Linked DNA regions of Mus musculus: all the other regions are linked to region 3. Evidence: chromatin loops called from intact Hi-C (ENCODE). Cell type or tissue: left cerebral cortex. All regions are shown on one strand.

Region 1 (8,000 bases), 66 kb after region 3:
TTAAATTTCTATCAATATACAATACTTCAGACAAAACAATATTAAATTTCTATCAATAACCACTAGTTAAACAAAAAAAAAAACCTTAAATTTCTATTGATATACAATAATTCAAACAAAACACTTCTAAATTCTTATCAATCCCTGATGATAACCAATAACAACCTTCCATCCTGGATGATAACAAATATAATACATCAAATGACCAAACCTATCCACCCTGATTTAAGGGGCTAGGGTGATGATCTTTGTAAAATTGCTTCTGCTGAACTGGGGTGAAGAATTCCTCTAGAGGTCCCAAGGAAGAAAATGGTTACTTGGAAAAAGCTAGCTGTAGCATTTATTGGCCAGTCTCTGTGTCTTTCCAGTCTTTGTGAGATCTATCATTAAGTCTAGCTAGCCCTTTTGAACTTGATTTACATGCACTTTGGAGAGAAATCAGTAACTGAGACAGCTTGTGAGGGTGAATCACCTGGGATATTTTTTGTGAAGACATTTAGGTCTCAGCTGATCAGAGGTTTTCCCTGGTCAGACCTAATCTTTATAAGTTTTGTTGGTATCCATAGTTTTTCATTCTCTGTAGATACATACGCATAGTCACATCCCCATCTTAGCACGATTGCAGGTTTCCATTCTTATGTCAACACATCCTTATGGTATATTGGCCGACCTAGTTCCTCAGGGTTTTGTTGTTGTTGTTTTTGTTTTGTTTTGTTTTTTTTTTCCGATAACCCAGTGAGTCTCACTCAGCTGCTGCTGTTCCTTTTTCACCAACATTAAGAAAATTGAGAGTTAGCAACACATTGTTTAGTTGGCCCTTGGGGATTTTTGCTCTCCCTTTTTGTTTAATAAGCATCTCTTTTAAGGTACAGTTGGCTCTTTCTGTAACTGCTTATCCTGTGGGATTATGTGGTATACCAGTTAACATGTTTTATATTGTAATATTCAAAGAATTGTTGCTTCTCATTATATACATATGAGGGAGCATTATCAGTTTTAATTTGTGCAGGTATCCCCATAGTGGTCTATCAAACTTTGGAGTACCTTCTCATTTTTTTTTTAATTAGGTGTTTTCCTCATTTACATTTCCAATACTATCCCAAAAGTCCCCCATACCCACCCCCCCACTCCCCTACCCACCCACTCCCCCTTTTTGGCTCTGGCGTTCCCCTGTACTGGGGCATATAAAGTTTGCAAGTCCAATGGGCCTCTCTTTCCAGTGATGGCCGACTAGGCCATCTTTTGATACATATGCAGCTAGAGTCAAGAGCTCCGGGGTACTGGTTAGTTCATAATGTTGTTCCCCCTATAGGGTTGCAGATCCCTTTAGCTCCTTGGGTACTTTCTCTAGCTCCTCCATTGGGGGCCCTGTGATCCATCCAATAGTACCTTCTTGTTCTTAACTAACACACACACACACACACACACACACACACACACACACACACACACAGGCATATGCACACACACACACACACACACACACAACTGAACTGTGCTTGTAAATGCATTTGTAGCCTTATCCCTGTAAATATTGAATAGCGTTGTAATCCAAATTACTAAAGTAGGTGTATTGGGGGAGATAAAAAAGTTTGTTTGCATGTACATGATGTGTGTGTGCTGGGATGAAGGGTTGGCATATGGAAAGGAGGCGTCTTACATATTTCATGTGATTAAGTCAATTATTAGATTAAAAAGTGCCAATAACTGGGAAGGAGCTAAGCTTTGATCACACTTAAAGTGCTCATACATTAGCCTGCCAAAGATCATGGGTGTTAATGGAGGTTATCAGACTTCTGGGACAGGGCTAGCACCTTTTCCCTTGTAGAACAGTGGTTCTCAAACTGTGGGTCACCACCCCCTGGAATCAAACGACCTTTTCACAGGGGTCACTTAACACCACAGAAAAACATATATTTACATTATAAATCGTAACAGTAGCAAAATTACAGCTATGAAGTAGCAATGAAAAGAATGTTCTGGTTCGGGTTGCCACACCATGAGGGACTGAATTAAAGGGTCGCAGCGTAGGTGTAGAGCAACAAGTTTTATGTTCACATCGGCTCTCCTTATCCTCAGTCCCGTGGGGGCGATGCAAGTCAGTTCAGATGAATGTTGCACAGGCAAAAGGTTTGCATCACAGCTGAAGAATGTTTGGATCCGGAAGTCTTGTGCTAGAGCTGTAGCCCAGTGTTTGCCTAGCATTGCTAAGGCCCTAGGTTCAATCTGTAGAACTGAAAAACAAACAAACAAACAAACAAACAAACAAAACCAAACTTTTTATAACGGGCAGCAAATAGACCTGCCTACCTTCTGTCCCGGAACACATTGCATTTGTTTGACATTATTAGCTTCATCCTCTCCCTGAGTTCTCTTCTGTTTAGCTTTTCTCTGATAGGAGACAAAAATGGTTCCTCCTTTTGCAGACCTCAAGTACTTCACTGCACCAGAACAGAGAGGAAGCTTCGGTTTAGTGGAAGCCTCGGTCTGTCTCTGTGGGTTATTGGCTCTGGTTGGACATGATGCCTAGTTCTAAAACAGTTACCAGCGGAAATGGTTATGTGGTGTTCCTTAAGGGGGAGGGAAGACTGCTGAGAAACAGCCAATAAATATGCTCTTTATTTGCACCTCCATTAGCACAAATAAATAATAAAAAAAAGTGTGCATAGATTACTCCTGGATTGGCTCACGTAAACGCGGCACTTAAAGGCTCTGCAGAAACTATGGCTCAGAAGGAAGTCAGTCTTCACTCTTGCTTTTCCCTCTCCCTTGCTGTGTCCCCCACTTCTCTGCTTTCAGCCTTATTCACTTCCACGGTGAACGAGTCACGTGATGTTACACGTAAATTACTCAGTTAAAAAAAAAAAAAAAAGCCTCTTTCCCCACCTCATTATCCCATATGTCAATTCCAGGGAAGGCTCCATAAAGCCCCGCTCAGGCAGTGCTTATCCCTTGACCAAATCAGAACTGCCAGCGGGAAGGAGTAATTTAACTGGCGTACTCACAGGCCATCTTCTCATGGAGGCTGTTTTATTGCTACAGGGGTTGTGGAAAGGTCCCTCTAGGACCTCAGTGTTCCACTGGGAGTGACTCTTTTGCACAAGGGGATGGACTTGTCATATTTGAGCAAAGATGGCTTGGGAGTGTAGCACACGATGGATCAGTGAAGAAGCAGACACTAGAAATCTCATCTCTCTTCTGACTGCCAATGTCATAAACCCAGAATAATTCCATGGAGTGCTGTTTATTACAGTATGCACCAGCCAACACGTTTTCCGTCCTTCGTGGGGGACTTCTGGAGGATACGCAGCTGTTTCTATTTGTAAGCTGAACGTGATGCTGTGCGGCTTTAACTCGGGTATGGATTGCTAACTGCGGAGGCAAGTGGGTGGGAGCCAGCAGTTTCCCGCAAGTCAACACACTTCAGGGGTCCTGCGGATTGCCCAGCCCTGGCCCCAGAAGCCTCCTTTCTCCAAACCCCCAGGCAAGAATTCTCCAAAGGAAGATCTCCGCCCAAAGAAGGCCAGCAAGGTGCTCCGCCCAGAGGCGGGGTGGGTCAGCAGCCCAGGCTGGTTTAACTGGTTGGAACCACTTAAAGTACGCAGACGCTGGGGGGAAAAGTGTCACTCTCAGTAGCTGCGGACACCAGGCCAGAGCTTGGGGAGGAACGCGCTTTCTTTCCAGCAGAGCTCCGCAGGGCTCCCACACTGTTTTCACTTGGATTCGCTCCGGTAGGTGTGTGTGTTCCACTCGCTCCCCAGAACACTGCGCAGGCGCCTGCAGAGCCTTAGCGTTTGGCGCATCCTCTCGCGGGTTCCCTGTTCCCCCTTAACGAGTTCCAGCTCGGGAGGCGCGGTGCTTTCTGGGCGTTGTGGTTTATGTCGGAGACAAGGGCCCTACAGCAGCGGGGCGTTGGGTTAACTAGAACTACAACTCCCGGCGTGCCCCACGCGAGGACGCGGGGCGTTTGCCCTAGCCGGCCCTAGCCGTCACGGCCAAGGAGCCGAGGACCCGGGAAGCCGGCTGCGGCGGGAGGAGGGCGTGCGCGTGCGCGCTGGGCCGGCTCGTCCTGTTCTGTCCCAATCATTGTAAACAGGCGAAGGCTGGGCGGGGTGGGAATGGGGCTCCCGCGGCCGGCCCGGGGTGCAGCGCAGGAGGCGGCGGTTGTGGCGGAAGCGTGAGTGCGAGGAGGCGGCGGCGGCTGCAGCGGAGCGGACGGTCGCTCGGCGGCAGGCACTGGTCAGTGGCGGGGAGCGGACGCTCGCGGGGGTCGCAACGCTGCGGCGGTGTCCGTGGGAGCCGTCGGGCGCCCGGCCTCGCGCCCGCGCCTGTCACGCAGCGTGCCGGGCTTGGGATCCCGGGCTCGGAATGGGAGTTGGGGGTGGGGGGCGTGGCCGCCCCGCCTTACGTTGTCCGTGAAAGCTTCACCCCGGAGCTTGCTCCTTTGGGGTGGGTCACGCCGCCTGCCCGACAGGCCTCCTTGGGAGCACCCGGGTGTGTCCTGTGTTGCTCTGGGACCCAGAGGCTAGTTGGGAGTCCAGCTGCTTCCTCGGACCCTTCCAGGCCTCGGGGCATCCCTGCGGGCCACACCTGGCCGGAGCTGCGGCCGGGGACTGGCCTGACGCAAGCCTTCCGGTTTATGGGTCGCATCTGCCTCGCGCATCTGGCTCGCCCACCTGTCTCCGTGTTTGCCGGGTAGAGTCGGGGGAACAGCTCCTGTTGTCGCCCGTGGCAGGCGTTGGGCAAGGGGACGACCCTGTTTGCAGTGGTACTTGTTCCAGGGTTCAGAAGTGTTCTGTCTGATCTGGAGTTAGGAGCTCCATTCTCAACGGCGTTTTCAAGCGTTTTCGTACCAGAGTGTTCTCAGTCGAGGCCAGCTTTCTTTTTCCATCTTTTAAATATGTCGTTGTGAAACAGGTTTGACGAATTACTCCACTTTCCAGTCTCCTGAAGTAGGTAGGGCTGGTTCAAGTTTGGAGATTATTACAAGGATTCTTCCAGAGAGAGCAGCGTGCGTACCCTAAGGTTTTTAGAGATCACAGCTGTTTTCATTAGAGGTCTGTGCTTGTGACAGAAGTGCTATAGTGTGGGCATTGAGCTGTTGCACTGCCCAGCTTTGGTGGTGTTGATGGAACGGGGGTGGGCTAACACTGGTGCTTTGGGGTAGCATTACCTATACTTGGCCGTTATTAACAAAGTACTCAGTGATAAGTTATAAGCCTACTTTTGGTTTAGTGTTCAGACAGCACTTTAAGGAAAGGTCCCATCACTTTCTGTAGTAGGAATTATCTCGATGATTTCAAGGTCCTGGATGTCTTCTTCAAAATGAAGAACTCCTGTTAGTGGTGTTAGCATTTTCAGAGGTCTGCAGTCAGTAGAGTGCTTCTTGTTTTTCAGTGTGTCCCATAGACCCAAGAGAGATAGGTTAGTTTAATAGCAGTTGCTGTTAAGTAAATTTTAAAACGAAGTATCTAGAAGCCAGCTGGTGGTGGCACACACCTTCAGTCCCAGCTCTCTGGAGGCAGAGCTCTGTGAGTTTGAAGTCAGCCTTGTTACAGAGCGGGTTCCAGTATAGCCAGGGCTAAACAGAAATCCTGTCTCAAACAACAAACAAACAAACAATCACAGAGAATCTAGAAACAAGTTACAATAGCTGAATTTGCTGTCTTTTTCAAAATGTGGTTTCTCATAATAAGTTTACAGGGACCATTTTCCTCGTAATTTGGAGAGACCGAAGTGGTGTTTTAAAAAGTGTGTACTGGCGCTGGAGACAGGACTCACTGGTTAAGACGTTTGCAGTGTGACTCTTGGAGAGTTACAGAGTTTGTTCCCCAGTAACTGTTCCCAACTGCCTGTAAGTCCAGCTCCCAGGAAACCCAAGACCTCTGGTCTCCACAGGCAATGGCCCTCCTCCCCCCATAATTAAAAATAATAAAAAATTTTAAAAGTGAATATTAACTTTATTTTGTACAGTTACACTTGCATAGTCACAGCTCGGGAAGAAACGATTAGGTCCACAACAGTATCCCAAAGTATGTTCCGTTATTTTCTTTTTTTGTGGTGGTGGGGGGTGGACAGGGGTGTCAGGGTCTCACTGTGGAGTCCTGGCTGGCCTGGATCCTTCTTCCTATGTGGATGCTTGAACTGAGAACACATAGAGCTTCCTGCTTCTGGCTCCTAAGTGCTAGGATTGGATGTATGCCCAGCTATTCTTTTCTTTTAAAAAGAAAGTTCCTGATAGACTTTATGCTAATATAGGTAAGACAGAACATGGGGAAATGCAGATGATTTAGAATAAAGGGGTTACTGTGTTTAGGTTCTCTGCTAAGTAAAGAGAGTTTGAAGGACATGTTAGGAGAGCACTCAGCCACTGTTTTACAACACTCAGCTTGCAAACTACAATATGTTTCTAAGATTCTGTAGAAAATATGGGGGTTCTGTGACTATATGCAAGATGTAATACTCAAGAGAAACAATGGAAGAGGGCAGAAGATAGAGGAAGGACATATATGTAAGTAGCGATGAAAATAAAGGTTGGGAATGCTCAGTGGAAGATACTTAACACTGTATAATCAATCAGCTGAGCAGCCTTAGAGATGATGGACAGTCATGTAGGGAATGGTGCAAGCAGAACTGTGTAAAACGAGCTACGTAGACTGTGTAGTAGGATCTGCAAGGGTAGATCTGCAAATATAGCTGCATGAGGTGGTGGAGAGACGTGAAACTGGGGGGATAGTCTGTATACCATCAAAGCTGACTTCGGCTTTGCCCTGCTAGCAAATGGGAGTCATTGAGACAGAACGGAGAGGGGTGGGAGTAGGAGAAAGCCTAACCTATGCTGGCCACATTTAACCCTCTGTTGTAAGTGTCCTTAAGGATCAAGCAGAATTAATTGGAAAAGGTGCGTAACACTAAAGGAGTCAGACAGAGACTTGTGGGAAGCATTTCAGACCAGTGTGTTGTTTCTGTAGCTGTAGTGTTGGCTGTGCCAGGAGCGGAAGGTGAGGCTACGCAGGTGAGTCTTTAGAAACCGAACACTATGCTGAGGATTGTAGCTGCCTGGCCCCAGGTCATAAAACAGTTTGTGGGATGAATTGAAGAGTGTAGCCTTCAGAGTACAGAAAGGGTAGATGAAATTGAATATGGAATGGGTTTAGAAAGTCTTCATTATTCTCAATAACTGAGGTGAGAAGTGGGGTCTAAAAAGAATAGAGTGTCAGGATACAGAAGGCAGAAATACTTAGAGAACAGACTGAATAGAATTTAGTAAAAGTTGGTTATGGAAAGCGAGGGTGACTTGCATTCCATCCTGGGTCCCTGAGAAAGCAAACGGTAAGATAGCCTGAGACAGAGACTTGAGGAAGTGCAGTGAGTTTGAGGAGGAATCACGTGCTAGCTTCTGGCATGTTGAGTGGATGTTTTTGTGAATGTCCAGGTAGAGTTTGTGCGCTGTCATCCTTTTAGTTGTGAGTCTTAGGCTTTAGTGGCTGAGCTGTCTCTCCAGTCCTGTCACGTTTTATTGTAAATGGAGACTGAAGCCTCTGGTTTAGGGACTACCACACAGGAAGCGTTTGCCAACAGCAAACAGCTCCGGGAATAGGCCACAGAGCTCAACATAGGAGGGTATGCTGGAAGGTGACCTTCAAAACTGTTTGGTAGTGTTGAGGCATCCATGAGGAGGTCCTGCCGTAGAAGCCAAAATAGGGTCTGTCTCATTCTGTAGACCATGCTAGGCTTGACCTCAGAAGGAATGCCTCTTTCTCCCTCAGCCTTCTAAATGCTGGGGTTAAAGGTATGAGTCACTGCGTCCAGCTGATAGGGTCATTTTATTAAAAGGCTACTAGTCTTTCCAACTAACTCCAGGAAAAAAATTAAGAAGAAAACACCGACAGGTGTGGGGTCAAATGGCTATAATCCCAGCACTTGGGAGAGGAGACTACCACAGAAAGTTGGAGACTAGAGAGCAAGATCCAGCTCAGAACACAAAATAAAACATCCGT
Region 2 (8,000 bases), 86 kb after region 3:
GTGTTTGGGGCTGTGTTAAGCAAGCAAGGCAGATAGATACATGAATATATAATTCAAGTAGGTGTGTTCAGGATGCTGGAGTCTGTGGGTGGTAATGGAATGGCTTACTAGGGAAAGCCCTGGGGAATGGTTGCTCATGCTTGACTATTTTTTTTAAGCTTTATTAAGGTCTGATTTCTATACCATAAAATACCCATAAAATATTTCTGGATATGGTGACACAGGGCAATAATCCTAGTACTAGGGAGATACAGGCAGGAGGATTAGAAATTCAGGGTTATTCTTGACCACATAAAGAGTTGGAGGCCAGCCTGGGCTACATGAAACTCTATCTTTAAAAAACAAAACGAAAGAAAGCACCAGGCATGGTGGTGCATGCCTTTAATCCCAGCACTCAGGAGGCAGAGGCAGGAGGACCTCTGTGATTGCAAGGCCAGCCTGGTCTACATACCAAGTTCTGGGCCAGCTAAGGCTATGAAGAATTTATTTATTTATATATTTTTGTATTTAAGGACAGTGGCCTTAACCTTGGCGTCTCCTTGCCTCTGGTGTCAGGGTTGGGGTTGCGCGTGCACATCTCTGAGTAGCTTTTGAACATAGTAACTTAAACTCTCTATGCTTGTCTATTGTAGCAAAGCCACTTGCTGTTTAGGATTGATTGAATAAGAGCCCCTTTGTTTCAGGATAACTGCCGTACAGAATAGATCAGTGATTCCCAACATGGGAGCCATCTGATTACACAGGACATAAAATTGTAGTCTGTGAGCTGCTGTTATGTGAGCCATTAAACATCATTTTAGCCATTGTAAATATAATGATATGACATATATAAAATTTTCTTGTATACTTACGATCTTTGTAATTTGTTATTAATGGTTGCTTTGATGGAAGACAGTTTAAAAATACTAAAATTTTTATGTTGAATAACTCTAAATGAAGCCCTTTTCATTGATGAGGTTTTTTAAATTATATATATTTGTTTTGTTTTTTGTTTTTTGAGACAGGGTTTCTCTGTATAGCCCTGGCTGTCCTGGAACTCACTCTGTAGACCAGGGTAGCCTCGAACTCAGAAATCCACCTGTCTCTGCCTCCCAAGTGCTGGGATTAAAGGCGTGCACCACCACCGCCCGGCTAAAGTTTATTTATATTTTTAAAGACAGGGTCTCTCTACATAGCCCTGGCTGTCCTGTACACCTCCCCCACCCCCCCCAATCTATCTATACATACACCCACACACACCCACACACCATGCTAGCCTCAAACGCACACAGACCTACCTCCTCAGCCTCCTTCTGGGATTAAAGGCATCACTGCCACACCCAGTGATTGAATTCTTTTTAAAAGGAACTCATTATTATTTTGATTGGGGCCGGCCATCACTCTGTAGCCCTGGATAGCCTGAAACTTGCTATGTTGCTCAGGTTGGCCTCAGACTTGCAGCTCAGTTTCGGATGGTGGAATTACAGGTGCCTGCGTCTTCCTTGAGACTTCTGATTTTCTTCTGATGTGCCTGCCCAGTGCGAGAGGGTCCTAGTGCTTCAGGCTCCTGAGAACTGAAGTATATAATCCCTGGAGTGTAAGGTCACAGTGTGGTGGGGGTGTTGTCTGTAGATGCGGGGTTCACTGCTGAGTGTTCACGGTGGTTTTGCGTCTTGTTGAGTATGTGCTGACTGCCCATGTTTTCTTCCATGCAGGTGTAATGGATAGGTAACAGAGAAGACCACTTCCCTTCCTCGGCAGGGCATCAGCATGACTGAGTGCTTCCTGCCCCCGAGCAGCAGCCCTAGTGAACACCGCAGGGCCGAGCATGGCAGCGGGCTGACCCGGACCCCCAGCTCTGAGGAGATCAGTCCTACAAAGTTCCCTGGATTGTACCGGACAGGCGAGCCCTCGCCTCCCCATGACGTCCTCCATGAGCCTCCTGATACAGTGTCAGATGACGACAAAGACCATGGAAAGAAAAAAGGGAAATTTAAGAAAAAGGAGAAAAGGAGTAAGTGCTGACTCTCAGGCCTGCGCCTTGGTCTCTTGAGGGGTCTCTCGGGCGCAGCTAGCGTGATAGGCCGTAGGTACCTCCTGCTCTGACTGCAGGCTCCCGTCCTCTTCTGAAATGTATCTAGGCATGTGCTGTCCTTTAGGTCATGGTTCCTTAATTTGTCTTTGTGTCACAGATAAAGACACCAAGTTTCCAGAAAGGGTGAGTCTCCCAGTGTGCATTGTAAGAGTGGTAGCTTCAAATGGTGTATAAAGAGTAGAAGCTGGAATTTTGCTCAGCTGGTTAAACCCTGCTAGGTTTTGTGGTCATTTGGGAACTGTTGGAACTGTGAAAGAAGTTATCTGTTAGCTTTTCATTCCCGGAGTCTCTTCTTAGGGAGGATTGATTGCCTAATTATAGCTGTTTAGTATGTTAAAAGCAAATAAGGCAATTTAGTATTACTTTAAAAAAAATCATAGTATGTTAATTGCCTGGGAAGTTACAGATTCTGTGACTACTGTGTTACTTGAAGGTAGCTTGGACTGTGACCAGCACAGGACCTGGTGATGAAGCCTGTTGGACATGCCTTCTACTGCCTTAAAGGGGGTCTCCATTCCTGTCCCCAGAGCTCACGTCTTTCTTCACAGGTTGGCACTGCCTGAGTTGGAGCTTAAGAAAATGAAAGCGTTTGTTTGGTTGATTGGTTGGGTTGATTTAGTTTGGTTTTTAAGGCAGGGTTTCTCTGTGTAGTCTTGGCTGTCCTGTAGACCAGGCTGGCCTCAACTTAGAGATCAGCCTGCCTCTGCCTCCAGAGTGCCGGGACTAGGCCTGTGCCACTGCCCCCATCTTGCCCTTAAGATTTTTGCAGTTCTGGTTAGTTCAAGGCTTATGGTGTTTATGGTTAAAAGATAATTTAGAAACTATTTTTAATCTTTGTTATAAAGTAACTTGTAAGGTAGCTCTACAGAAAGCAATAGCCTTTGGGGTTATTGGAAACAGCAAGGTAAGCTGGAGGGGTGGGGGGCTCAGGTTCAGAGTGCTGCTCTTCCAGAGCACACATGACCTCCTGACCACTGGGACTCGAGCTGCAGGGACCTGATGCGTCTGGTGTAGTGTACACTGATACGGACACACACACACACACACACACACACACACACACACACACACACAAGATAACAGTAGGAAGGAAGTTGCTGGACATTGTAGTCCACACAGCTAATCACTTGGAAGGCAGAGAGGTGGGAGGATCTCTTTGAGTTCAAGGCCAATCTGAGTTCCAGGACAGTCAGAGCTCTATAGAGAGACCTTGTCTCAGGTAGGTAGGGAGGGAGGTAGAAAGTAGCCAGTCAAAAGAGAGGGGAGAGGGAGGGGAGCAAAGAGCTGTGTGCATGCATGCCGATAGACAAACTATTCTGGAGGCCAATACAGAAGCATCACCTGTGGCCAGTGTAAGCCAGCCTGGGTGTCGTGGTGAGACTCATCCCTAAAAAACAAACAAAAGCAAATTGGTGTTAGTGCAGTTTTAAAAGTGATCATTTTTATTCTTTACATTATCCTTTACATCACATTATGTAAATTATCTTTACATAAAGAATAATTACAGTCTTTATCCTGCCTAGCTCCCAAATAAATGAGACAGACTATATGATTTATTTAATCAAGCTTTACAGTACACTGGCTGAGCAGTTATTAATCTTCTTTAATCCTCTAAGGCAATCTGGCTACCTCCCAGCCAATATCCCCAGGGTACTGCATTTTAGTTCTGGTCTGCCTTTCTCTGCTCTAGGTGTGTTCACCCTTCACCTGGAGAGGGTGAAGTCTCTCCCTTCTCCCTTCTCCCTTCTCCCTTCTCCCTTCTCTCTCCCTTCTCCCTTCTCCCTCTCCCTCTTTTTCTCCCTTTTCCCTCTCCCTCTCCCTTCTCCCTTCTCCCTCTCCCTCTCCCTCTTTTTCTCCCTTCTCCCTCTCCCTCTTTCTCTCCCTTCTCCCTTCCTCTCCTTCCCTCCCCTCCCCCTTCTCTGGCTGGGAAATCCAGCCCTCTTCTCTCCTCTGCTCAGCCATTGGCTGATCAGCTTTTATTGACAAATCAGATAGTAAATTGGGAGCAATGTTGACATAACATTGAGACTGGAAATTCTTAGAAGCAGCATTACAATGGCATGTCCAGATTGTAACCAGATTTGGGGGCAGAGAAATCAGCATTTGAATAATACATGGGTCATCTTTACATAAGGACATATGCTACATAGTAACATTATGCTACAAACTAGTAATTCTGACTTGGTGTTAAGGCAGTTGGAGTCTTTGTCAGAATGCAGACATTGCTCCTAATGCATCAGATAATCATTTACATTCAGCCTTCAGTTTAAAGGAGGCTGTGGTCGGTGCTCCAGAAAGGCAAGTGATGGGTGGGGGTCATATGGGAGTGCCTGGAGCACACGAACAGTTGTGCAGTTTGTAAAGTGCTTCCAGGTTGCCCAAGGCACTGGCCCCATGTCCGTTTTTCAGGATTGATCGCATTAGTCCTCTGTGTTTACTGTTTCATGTGTGTTCATACTTTAGTGTTTCTCAGAACTCGGCTTGCATACACATACTAACTACTTACTACTTTCCTCTCAACATTGATATTGCAATGATAGCTGCTATCTGTTGCCCTCTTGTGGTCACTGAGTGTCACTACTCTATTGTCTTTTGATGATTTTGTTTTAGAGGCTCAAGAGGCCAGAGATTGGATAGCTCCTGCCAGGGGCCACCTTTTTGTTTCTCTTGTTAGGAAGCTTGTGACTAACCACAATTTATACTGCATTTCTTTGGCAGCTGAAGGCTACGCTGCCTTCCAGGAAGACAGCTCTGGAGATGAAGCTGAAAGTCCTTCCAAGGTGAAGAGGTCCAAGGGAATCCATGTGTTCAAAAAGCCCAGTTTCTCTAAAAAGAAGGAAAAAGATTTTAAAATCAAAGAAAAACCCAAAGAAGAAAAGCATAAAGAAGAAAAGCACAAAGAGGAAAAGCATAAAGAAAAGAAATCGAAAGACTTGACAGCAGCTGATGTTGTTAAACAGTGGAAGGAAAAGAAGAAAAAGAAAAAGCCAATTCAGGAGCCAGAGGTGCCTCAGATGGACGCACCGAGTGTCAAGCCCATTTTTGGGGTTCCCTTGGTTGACGCAGTAGAGAGGACCATGATGTACGACGGCGTCCGGCTGCCAGCTGTCTTCCGGGAGTGTGTGGACTACATGGAGAAGCACGGCATGAAGTGTGAAGGCGTCTACCGGGTGTCAGGTATGGGGACGTGAAGGCTGCTTGGCGGTGGCTTTAGCAGATTAGCTGCACTTGGCTTCCTAAAGTGTGCTATCTTGTAAGGAGCCTAAACCGTAGTCGCTTGCGTGGTCCCTACATGACCTCCACCATCGTGGCTGGTTCTCGTGCAGTTTCCTTCCGCGAGGTTTTACTCCCAAGCCAGTCGCAGCTTGCAGCAGCTGGGCAGAATGAAGCATGTGGGTTGTAGCGTGTAACAGGCTGAGGTGCCGAGTCTTGTCTCAGCGTCTTTCTAAGCCTAGGTGTTGGGAAGGCTGAGAGCTCTGTGAAGGAAGCTTTCAGCCAAGAGATGGCTAATGACACAGCCTGTGGTCTGTTTCCTCAGTGTGACTGAACACACAGAGAGTTGTTTTCTAGATGGTTGGGCCAAACGTGAATGTTCCTGTCAGCCTCATACAGCTATTGCAAATGTCAGTGAAACTGACAATCGGTTCATCTACACACAGTTTCTACAGGAAATTGTAGTTTATGCTCGGCTGTTATGTGTTACATATTGGGAATCTAGAACCAAGCAATATATACGTTATTTAGAAGTACAAAGATTTCTTCAAAAGCAGCATGAGTTCTGTGATAACTTGGGATTCAGGCTCCAAGGTAGGCAGTATCTGCACCTGTGTTACACTCCCATGGAGAGTGGTTTTCATGGAGCGCTTTGATCACTTAACTCTTTATGGCAACAGGTGTGTCCTGTATGTTTAGACCAAAGAGAAAGATTAAGCAAGTTTTCCATTTAATTGGCTAGTATCCTTTCTAGCACATAGATTTGATACTTGGGGTAACATTTTTATGACCCAGTAGATAAAATGCTTCATTGTTTCTATTTCATAAGAATTATACACAAGCATGCAAGGTTGATTTTTACGATTATTTTTATTGATTGATTTTTGAAGATTTAAACAGTGATAGAAGCTATTTTCCCCACACTATCTTGATAAGCATGAAGACTGGGGGGGAATGAATGTTTCTTTGAAAATTTTCTGTAGCTTTGTTCAAAAATTCTTTTGTTTCTGACCTATTTTTGATATTTGTATCTTTTGGAAAACCTCACCATTCCTAATAGAATGCCTCTTTTTTTGTGAGAGCATTCAGTAGTTGTTTCCACACTGGCAGCCTCACACCATGGCACACTATCTGTGTAGCTGTGTCTCTCCTCTACCCCACTTGTCTGACTGAGATTTGACCCAGGGCCCATGTTCTTGGGAAGCAAGGGCCCTGTCACTCACATACATCCTTGGCCCCCAACCCTGGCTTTGCTATTTGTTAATATGATAATGCCTTTTTTCCCTGGAGATGTTTGGTTCTCGTTTATATCAGTTCTAATTTAAAAATGAACTTGAAAGGGGCTGGAGAGATGTTTCAGCAGTTAAGAGACTGGCTGCTCTTCCAGAGTACCCGGCTTCAATTTCCAGCTCACAACTGTCTGTAATCTAGTTCCAGGGGCTTTGACGCCCTCTTGTGGTCTCTGGGCACCAGGCATGCCCTTGGTGCACAGATGTCTGATAAATGTAGATAAATGAAAAAGCAAACACTAGTTGAAAGACAATTTAAATAATGTTCTGTATTTGCGTCATAATACTTTCAACATTAAATGTACTTTTATACTACTCTATTCTGACTAGAATTCCTTATGAAGTTTCCAGGGTTTTTTTCAAATATTTATTTATTATTATACATAAGTACACTGTAGCTGACTAAAGACACACCAGAAGAGGGCGTCAGATCTCATTACAAAAGGTTGTGAGCCACCATGTGGTGGTTGCTGGGATTTGAACTCAGGACCTTCAAAAGAGCAGTCAGTGCTCTGACCCCCTGAGCCATCTCGCCAGCCCGAAATTTCCATTTTGTTGTTGTTGTTTTGTTTTGTTTTTCGAGACAGGGTTTCTCTGTGTAGCCGTGGCTGTCCTGGAACTCACTTTTTAAACCAGGCTGGCCTTGAACTCAGAAATCCGCCTGTCTCTGCCTCCCAAGTGCTGGGATTAAAGACCACCACTGCGCAGGCCAAAAAAGAACTCAAACTTTCAAATAGAAATTAGGTGGGTGTTGTACAATAGAGAACAATTTTCCAGGAGCTTTGTTCTGCAACATGGACTTAGTTACAAAGAAACAGCTGGGAAAGGCTAAGTGTGACAGACTGACCGAGTTTCATTTTATACTGTCTGTCTTGTTGAGGACTCAGGAACCTGGCTTTCTGTGCACAGTGCATATGCTCAGATTATAGCTTCATTTGCTCCTGAGTTATTATCTAACTGCCATTATATTTAAATTTTTTCCTGGATTAAACATTTTCATAATATCCCGTGGTTTCGGGGATGTTCCGTTTCCAGCTGTGGTTTTATGTGCTGTGTTCGTTCATACAGAGTTCTGTGACCCATCCGCAGACATGGATTCTACCAGGACGGTTTGTGCTTAGTTTTGAGAAGGGTCTCACTGTGTAGCCCAGATTATCAGACTTGAGCTGGCAGCCGTCCTCCTGCCTCAGCCTCTAGTGCTGAGATCACAGGCATGTGCCCCCAGCCTGGCTCCCAGGGCTTCTCCCCGGCTGTTCTGTGTCTGTGCGGCAGGTGTGTGTGTAGTGGTGGAGAAAGTGTGTCTGATTCTGGTATCCTCTCTCTCCTAAATTTAATGTTTTAAGGAATCAAATCAAAGGTAGATGAGCTAAAAGCAGCCTATGACCGAGAGGAGTCTCCAAACTTAGAAGAATATGAGCCTAACA
Region 3 (8,000 bases):
CACCCTCAAGAACTCACTTCCTCTGGACAGGTCCTACCTTTCTCAGTTCTCCATACCATACCTCAACATATGTTCAGGTTTTAAATCCATCAGTAGATTAAGCGACTGGCTAGCTCAGAGCCCTGGAGGTCCATCTCTGGAAACTCTCTCATAGACTCACTTAGAGGTGTATTTTACAAACTTCTCAGATGTCTCTGAATTCACGTGGACAAAATTAACTATCATACCACCGGAGAAGTTTCTCGAAAATGTCACCAGTATAAAAAAGAACACCTAGGGCCGGAAAGATGGCTTAGCAGCAGCAATTAAGAGCATTGGCTGCTCTTCAAGAGGACCTGGGAGCAATTCCTAGCACCCACATAGGCAGTTCACAACTGTCTGTAATTCCAGTTTCAAGGGATCTCACACCCTCACACAGACATACATGTAGGCAGAACACTAACGTAAATAAAAATTTAAATATTTTTGAAGGAACACGTAGATTTTTAAAATATATATATATATATATATATATATATATATATATAATGGTATTGAGGATTGTGTTTTATGTAATGTGTATAAATGTGGGACTCTGCAGGGCTCAGGGGACTAGTAGCAATAGACACAAACAGAAATAGTGTTGGGAGACAGACAGGCTTTCTTTCATTTGAAAGGCTAGACTGGGCCTGGAGCTTTCAGTGTTCCTGTGTGGTCTCCCAACTGCTAATGATTACAGGCAGGAGATACCAGCAGGAACAACATCTGTAGGATAAAATAGAACAGCCTATTATCATCCATGGTCACCATTGCTCAGGCACACATGTATTGTTTCTATGCTCAGAAGGGTGGAATCTAAAGTGAAAGCAGATTCGTAAATATCTAAACAAGTTTGAACCTACCGTGACGGGCAGCAGCGATCCATGTCATGTTTGTGAAGGGCACATGTAAATATTTCAGTGGTCCTTGAGAGTCATTTTGCTGAAAGACACTGTCTTGTGGTCGGTGCCTAAAGGGCAGTTTATAGCAATCCTGCCTACATTGTTCCTACTTAAAGCAGAGTCCACAGTCCCTTGAAAGACACTGGCTTTCTGCCTTTGTCCTCTTTCTGCTGCAGCAGCGATGGAGATAACAGAGCAGAGAGGAGAATTGAAGAGTGCGGTGTGCTGCTAAGGTGCTTGCCACCCCCACCCCACCCCACCCCCACTTCCTGACTCAAGCTGGTTGGAGAGGCTGAGAAACTGAAGCTCCTCTGACTCAAAATCTGTAAACTCAGCTGATTTGATCCACTCAAGAAAGAAAAAAAAATGAGTTTGTAATGTCTTAACCAGAAGCTGGCAAAGAGGTGTTCCCATTTTCACTGGGTTTTTGTTCATGCTGGGACCCCTCACCTGGCCTCCTATGGCTAGCAATGAGGTTAGAACCAATCAGAATTGGGTCAAAAGCCCCAGTTCCCAAGAGTCCTTGTGGACTAGGCTCAGGGCCCCATCCCCACCTCCATCCCAGAAAACTAACGAAAAAGAAGCTGGTGGTAAAGTCAAGAAAAGAGCATTGTTATTACTATTACTTATTATTATCATCATCATCATTATCATAAAGGGCATGATCACACTGGCAAATGCAGAGGCCTGATGATCTAAACACTGTTTCAGAGTGTTCTCAAGAGTCTCCGGGTTGTACAGGGAAAAGAGGCAGAGCCCAAGTTTCCCTGGTGGGTCCTGATGCTCTCTTTGATCTGGATGTGTTCTCATTCGTGTGACCTTGGGCCATCATTTCAGGGTCCATCACGCAGGGCGTTGTTGGCGTCACAGAAATCTCCCTTGTTTAGGCGCAGCATTAGTCCTTTGTCGCAGTATGTCCGTCCGTCCGTCCAGCCTGTTGTTCTGAGGATCCAACATGGAGTAGAAAGACTCAGGAGACCTCACAGGACAGGGAGGAAACGAGAGAGAAACAAAACAGAGTTCGCATCAACAGTGGCTGAGCATCCTTACAAGCCACATGGTCCAGCCCACTGCGGTGGGTATTGGGCACAAATAGGGGCTCCTTACAGAGCCACCAGCATGGATGGAGCTCCAGGATGACGAGGAGTGTTTGATCCAGGGCTCCTGAAACCCAAGTCCCTTGGCGTCCCTTCAGGGTGGGTAAGCTGACAAATCACATAGTTCCCTACATGGGAAGCAGACAGAGAACGGGGTCCAGTTTATCAAACTTCAAAGTCAGCCCCCAGTGGAGTATCTCCCACCCCTCAGTCTTTACAAACAGTGCCACTGACTGGGGATATGTTCAAACACACAAGCCTACGGGGATAGTGTTTAATCCATCACAGTTTTATTTTTTTAAATGCACTTATTAAAATAAATGTTATCTATGTAACTATGTACTGGGTTTAATGAAATAATGAGCAATTTTAACTAAAAAAATTTAATTTCAAATATTGAAACGATACACATAACCTCTTTGAAACACTCCATGTTTTCAACAGTATAGAATCCTGTGAACAAGAGGTTTGGGAGTCAGTGATCTACAATAGCATTTTAAATGGTTGGACTAGCCCACTGATGTAGTGGATCGTAATCTCTGTAACTCATAAATAATGCTGAGAATAAGATCCGTAAAATTTAATAGGTGTAGACCCTTGTTTTCTTAGGGTAGTTTTCAGGGGAGCTTCATTTAATGTGTGGGATGTATATGCACCTATTAGTGTGTGCATATGTGCATGGCTGGTGTATAACATACTCTTATGTCATCCTATATTTAAAATAGTGTGTACACATGTATGTATGTATATGCACGCGCACCCAAGCGTGTGTATGTGCACTTGTGCACATGTGTGTGCACACACGTGTATATATGTGCGTGTGTGTGTATGTGTGTACTTGCATGTGTGTGTGTGTGTGTTTGCACTCCTTCTGTGGCACACATGTGGAGATCAGAAGATGACTTGCAAGAATTGGCTCTCTACTTCCACCTTGTGGATCTTGAGGCTTGACTATAAGGCTTGGTGGCAGCTAAATATAAGGTCATCAGGTTTGGTGACAGATGTCCTTATGAGCTGAACCACCACCTTGGGTGGCTTTCTTACTTTTGATTTTCCTAAACAGGGTTTCTCATGGCACCTGGAGCTTTAGTGAACCCAGAAATCCTCCTATGTCTACCTCCTTCTAGGGCTGGGTTTCATATATCAACCCCTGTGCCTGACATATGAACATATGGGCATATGAATCTGAACCCTGGTCTTTTACTAACTGATCCATCTACTCAGCCCCCGATTTTTAAAGAAAACCTATGCTTACTTTACAAAATGTATTAATACCAGCACTATGACCCACATTAGCTAGTAATTTATTACTATCCATCTCAGCCAATTTTTTCTAGGCTGCTGCCTCCCAGTAAACCAAGGAGAGTTTAAGACACTTCCTAGGTTAAGAAAGGGTTTGACACTAGGCCATTGCTCCCAAAGTGAACTGGCCATGTGGGCTCCAACTCAATGGCTGTGGAATATTGCTGGAAAAGCAATGGTTATGGTAAAGACCTAAATGTACTTTATTTGTGGGCTACTGGTGGGATAAGCCCCATCTTCCTAAAGTTCAAGACTCAATGACTGGTCAAGCCAATACTGACCTGACCTCCGTTCCAACTGAGGCTTCTTCCAGTTGGTCTCCCTCCCATACCTAGTGACATTCCTGAGCAGGATTCACTGCTGCCTTCTCTCCTTTTTGGCAGTGCCAGGCTTAACATTTTTATGAATTAGTGACTGAAGTGTGGGACAGATCCGTATCCAGTGATCCCTAGGTGCTTAAACACGTATTTAAAATGAACCTTGCCTCGCACGTCAAGTATCAGTCCTGTTCTATTCATCTGCCCTGTGCCTCATTCTTATATCCAGTAAGGAGGACAAATCAGCTTTGTGGCAGAGCTGCTGAACCGAACCGCAGGGCACAGCGGCTGGCAGCAGAGGTAAGCCGCCCAACAGGTGGCAGCAGACCAGACGGCTGATGGGCGGGGCCCGGCTCCGCGAGAGGCCGGAGCGCACACACCTGGGGGCGTGGCCGAGGGCGTGCCCAGCCCGGGCTCCAGGGGGCGTGGCCTGCAGCCCGGCGCGGGCCTGGGAGCGGCCGGGGACAGCGCGGGCCTGTGTGTCCGCGGCGCCGGGGTTCGCGGGAGCTGCTTGGAGGCTCGGCGGCCGGGAGGAGGCCGGGGCCACGGTGAGCGAGCTCGGGCGCGCGGGCGGGCGGCATCTAGGAAGCCAGGCCGCGGCGCTCGGCGGGGATGCGGGCGCCGAGAGGCCCGAACGGCGGGGACAAAGGGCCGCGGTGCCACCGCCTTCGGAACCTCGGGTCCGGGCGCTGGTGTGGGGTGTCGCGCTCCTCCCCCGCGGTCACCTGGATTCCCGGAGGACGGCGGGAAGACGCTCGGGGCAGCCGGGGGTGTCTGTGGGTCCCCGCGGCCGGCAGCGGCGACGGGGCCGCACCGGCTGTGGGCAGGATGCCCAGGGAGCCGGCTGGGTCCGCAGGGAGCGGGCGAGAAAATGGGATTACTAACGGTTCCCCGCCGGCGGGCAGGAGCTCTGGACTTTCTGTTTCAGAACGGAGTCATACCCCATGCAGAGCCTGTGGTGTAGCGCCATCTCCTAGTTTTGTAACCAGCAGGGTCCACTTTCTAACCGGCCCTACATCAAAATTGTATTTTATTGTTTTGAGGGGATTTATTTTGACTCCTTTAAAATAAAATGCATGCGTCTGTATGCGTATGCACACTTTTCGTCTTGGCACTGCTATAGGGGCCAGAAGAGGGCATTGGATGCCCCAGAGCTGGGCTTGCTGACCCTTGTGCCCTGCCAGTGTGGGTGCTGGGAACCGAACTCGGGTCCTCTACAAGAGTAGCAAGTGCTCTTAAGACATTGAGCCATCTCTCTAGCCCCTTATTTTTATCGTTAATTTATCTAACTTGGAAGTAAAGCTGGCCTGCAGTTCATTATCCTCCTGCCTTGCTTGCCAAATGCTGGGATCACAGGCGTGTCTCATCAGGCCCAGCTATTATTTAATTGATTTTGTTGGGAATTTGTGTTTTAGCCTTAAGAAATTATATCTTTAAAATTTTAGTGGGTGCGCGAGCGTGTTTATGCGCACACAAGCATACCTGTGCACCTGCGCCATGGTGTGTATGCCAAAGGACAACTTTGGAGGGAGGCAATTCTCTTCCTTTTTTTTTTTTTTTTTTTTCCTGGTTTTTCGAGGCAGGGTTTCTCTGTGTAGCCCTGGATGTCCTGGAACTCACTCTGTAGACCAGGCTGGCCTCGAACTCAGAAATCCGCCAACCTCTGCCTCCCAAGTAGAACTTAGGCTTTCAGGCATGTCAGGCAAGTGTTGTTAGCCACCTAGCTATCTTGCCAGCCCCCACTTATAACCCCTGTGAGAATTTGTGCTGGTGCCCCTCTGTTTTCTTTCTGTACTGTGATACTTCTTAAGAACAGAAGAATCTACCGTACTAACAGAATATCTTCCCATTTACCTACAATTCTTAATGCAGTTAAGAATGGTTGTGGTTCCTGCGCCTCTCCCCCAAGTCCTTTACCAACAAAGTGAGATAATCACCAGAATAATTTTCCTTCACAGTTTTGCTTTGATGCTCAGATTTTGAACATTGGAGCTGAAGGTGTAGTTCATGGTAGAAACCTTGCCTCACACACGCGAGGCCCTGGATTTCATCTCCAGCTGCACGTGTGAGCACCTACAGGGTGCTTTAACGTAACGCAGAAGTAATAGCTTTAAAGATGTATTTTTATTGTTTTTAATTATGTGTGTGTGAGCGTGTGTTCCGTGTTCAGGTGCCCCAGGAAGTCATAGGGTTCAGCGCCCCTCCCCCCGAAGCTAAAGTTACAGGTGATTTCGAGCTGTCCCAGATAGGTGCTGGGAACCAAACTCAAGTCTTCTGAAACTGCAGTAACATACTCCTAACCACTAAAACCATCTCTCCAGCCCCGGTGTGGGTGGGGCTGGCCTTGAACATGCCTCCTGAGTCCCTGCCTCCTGAATCCCTGCCTCCTGAGTCCCTGCCTCCTGAGTACCGGAATTTAAAAAGGCCTGCACCACCACACCTGGCAGTATTATTAGTTCTTACATAAATTATTTTAAATTGAATATGATGTTGAAACTTGAGTTGTAGCGCTACAGTTGGATCCTTTCGGATGGCTGGGACCTCAGCAGTGTTAACTAGGATTTTAATCATCTCCATGTCTGAGTAGTTTGCGGTTCATTCTTTAAAGATGGCCACCCAAGCCTGAATGTTTGAATGTTTAAGTGATCTTTGAGAATGTTCCTCAAATGATCCCTCAGGGGGTTGGACACAAGCAAGTGACTCTTGACTTATATTCCATGTTTTTTTGTTTGGTTTCGTCTTAGTTTGTAACCTACCACTTGCCTTTGAATTAAAGTTTCTCGTTGCTTTGTTTTTCTAGCTTCTTGGAAGCTACTGAGTGACTTCTTTGAAGAACCATGAAGTCACACTATATTGTGCTAGCTCTAGCCTCCCTGACGTTCCTGCTGTGTCTCCCCGTGTCCCAGAGCTGTAACAAAGCACTCTGTGCCAGCGATGTGAGCAAATGCCTCATTCAGGTAAGGATTCAAGGTACCTTCGTTAATACTGAAACATACTGTGTGCAGGTAGATACTATAGGGATATATCAAAGCAGGTACACACACCGTCTGAGCAGTGGGCCAGGGTCGGCGGTACCGAACTTTGTTTTTTATCTTTATGGCTATCTTCCATCCGACCAAAATTGGTTCAAGAAGTTCAATCTGCAGTATGCTAGTCTGCTGTATAAGCTGTTATGGGTGATGAGTGTACTACTGTCTACAATCTAGCTTAGATGACAGAGTCTTAATAACTATATTTAGAAGACTTTTAGCCTGTCAGTTAATAGATAGATTATTACATATAACGTATTATTTTCCGGTTGCTGTGTAACAGATTATATCAAAACCTAGCAACTACAGCCAAAATACATTATCTCGTGAAGCTTCTCAGGGACTCAAGTCTGGGAGGCAGTGTGGCTGGGTGGTTCCGGTTCAGGCTCACTCATGTTGCAGGCAGATTGTTGGCCAGGACTATAGACTCTTCTCCCAAGTATGTGAAAAATGATCCTTTCCAATGGAAGCGAGGCAAACCCATGTAATTACCTGTCGTTTTGCTGAGATGAAAAGTGACGGTCATTTGGTGACGTTCCTGTAGCTGGGAAATGGTTGTGGGTTTGACCTGTTCTGACCTGTTTCTGGCTGCTAAGCCCATGACTCTTTCACTCAGCATCCTGGTTACTATTCTCCATGATGTTGTGACAGTGACAGATAAATTATGTAGCTTCTCTCTCCCCATCCCTCCAGCAGTCTTTCTTCTCTTTGAGGGGGCCATGTCTTTTGTGTCCTCCATTCTAGGTGCTGACCATGGCCCCACGAAATTTATCAGCTATGCGTACAGGCTGAATATGTGTGAAATGTTTATGGCCAAAGTGTTTCACATTTTGAAATTTTTAGAATTGCATAAATATATATGCCAATATGTATGTATGTATGTATGTATAAGGCAAATATACATTTTACACACACACACACACACACACACACACACACACACACACGTATGAAATTACCTTAGTTGTGAGACGCAGTCTAAAGAGTAAACCTATTTGCTTGCCGTGCGCTTTGCTTTGCCTGGGAGTGACCTTCTGCAGTATTTTTAGCTGTTTTGACTACAACGCCTCATCGGCTGTCAGATGTGGAATTTTCCACTTGTGATGTCATGTTCATGCCCAGGAAGGTTTAGGGTTTTGAGCCTTTCAGATTACACGTTTACAAAGAGAGACACACAGCCTCTGTTAGCTTTCCATGTAGAGTGAGTCCACCAACTTTGGCTCTAATTCTCGCTTGAGACTACAATCATAAGTAATTTTATAGATCAAGGATTTTTATTTTTTGTGCCTATTCCTGATATTTTCCTCCTTTTCATTAGTAATTTGAATTCTAGTT

The links. A loop is a pair of places that touch in the nucleus more often than their neighbours do. Peaks named below come from ENCODE experiments on the same cell type or tissue, not always from the same donor. Only the 100,000 strongest peaks of a DNase experiment are listed, where the experiment ranks them.
Region 1: it touches region 3 in a loop (6-fold over the local background); 22 of 42 quality-filtered maps call a loop at or near these places.
Region 2: it touches region 3 in a loop (3-fold over the local background); 17 of 42 quality-filtered maps call a loop at or near these places.

What each region holds. Positions count from the first base shown.
Region 1 is chr17:65,880,917-65,888,916 of GRCm38, reverse strand. It overlaps Ralbp1 (ralA binding protein 1), which reads left to right and starts at 3,994. Exons shown (of 10, transcript NM_001198949.1): 1 at 3,994-4,239. In left cerebral cortex, a CTCF peak has its summit at 3,590; DNase peaks (open chromatin) are centred at 2,883, 3,903, 4,432, 4,592 and 1 more place; H3K4me3 peaks cover 3,061 bases; H3K27ac peaks cover 3,105 bases.
Region 2 is chr17:65,861,525-65,869,524 of GRCm38, reverse strand. It overlaps Ralbp1 (ralA binding protein 1), which reads left to right. Exons shown (of 10, transcript NM_001198949.1): 2 at 1,695-1,993; 3 at 4,793-5,251; 4 at 7,920-8,000. The coding sequence starts at 1,750. Among named protein-coding and RNA genes, the nearest start is that of Ralbp1, 19 kb to the left of the region's middle. In left cerebral cortex, CTCF peaks have their summits at 4,638 (motif pointing left) and 6,749 (motif pointing left); DNase peaks (open chromatin) are centred at 4,632, 5,504 and 6,726.
Region 3 is chr17:65,947,251-65,955,250 of GRCm38, reverse strand. It overlaps Twsg1 (twisted gastrulation BMP signaling modulator 1), which reads left to right and starts at 4,064. Exons shown (of 5, transcript NM_023053.3): 1 at 4,064-4,184; 2 at 6,437-6,593. The coding sequence starts at 6,474. In left cerebral cortex, CTCF peaks have their summits at 2,960 (motif pointing left), 3,946 (motif pointing right) and 4,612; DNase peaks (open chromatin) are centred at 2,942, 4,017 and 4,487; H3K4me3 peaks cover 1,313 bases; H3K27ac peaks cover 798 bases.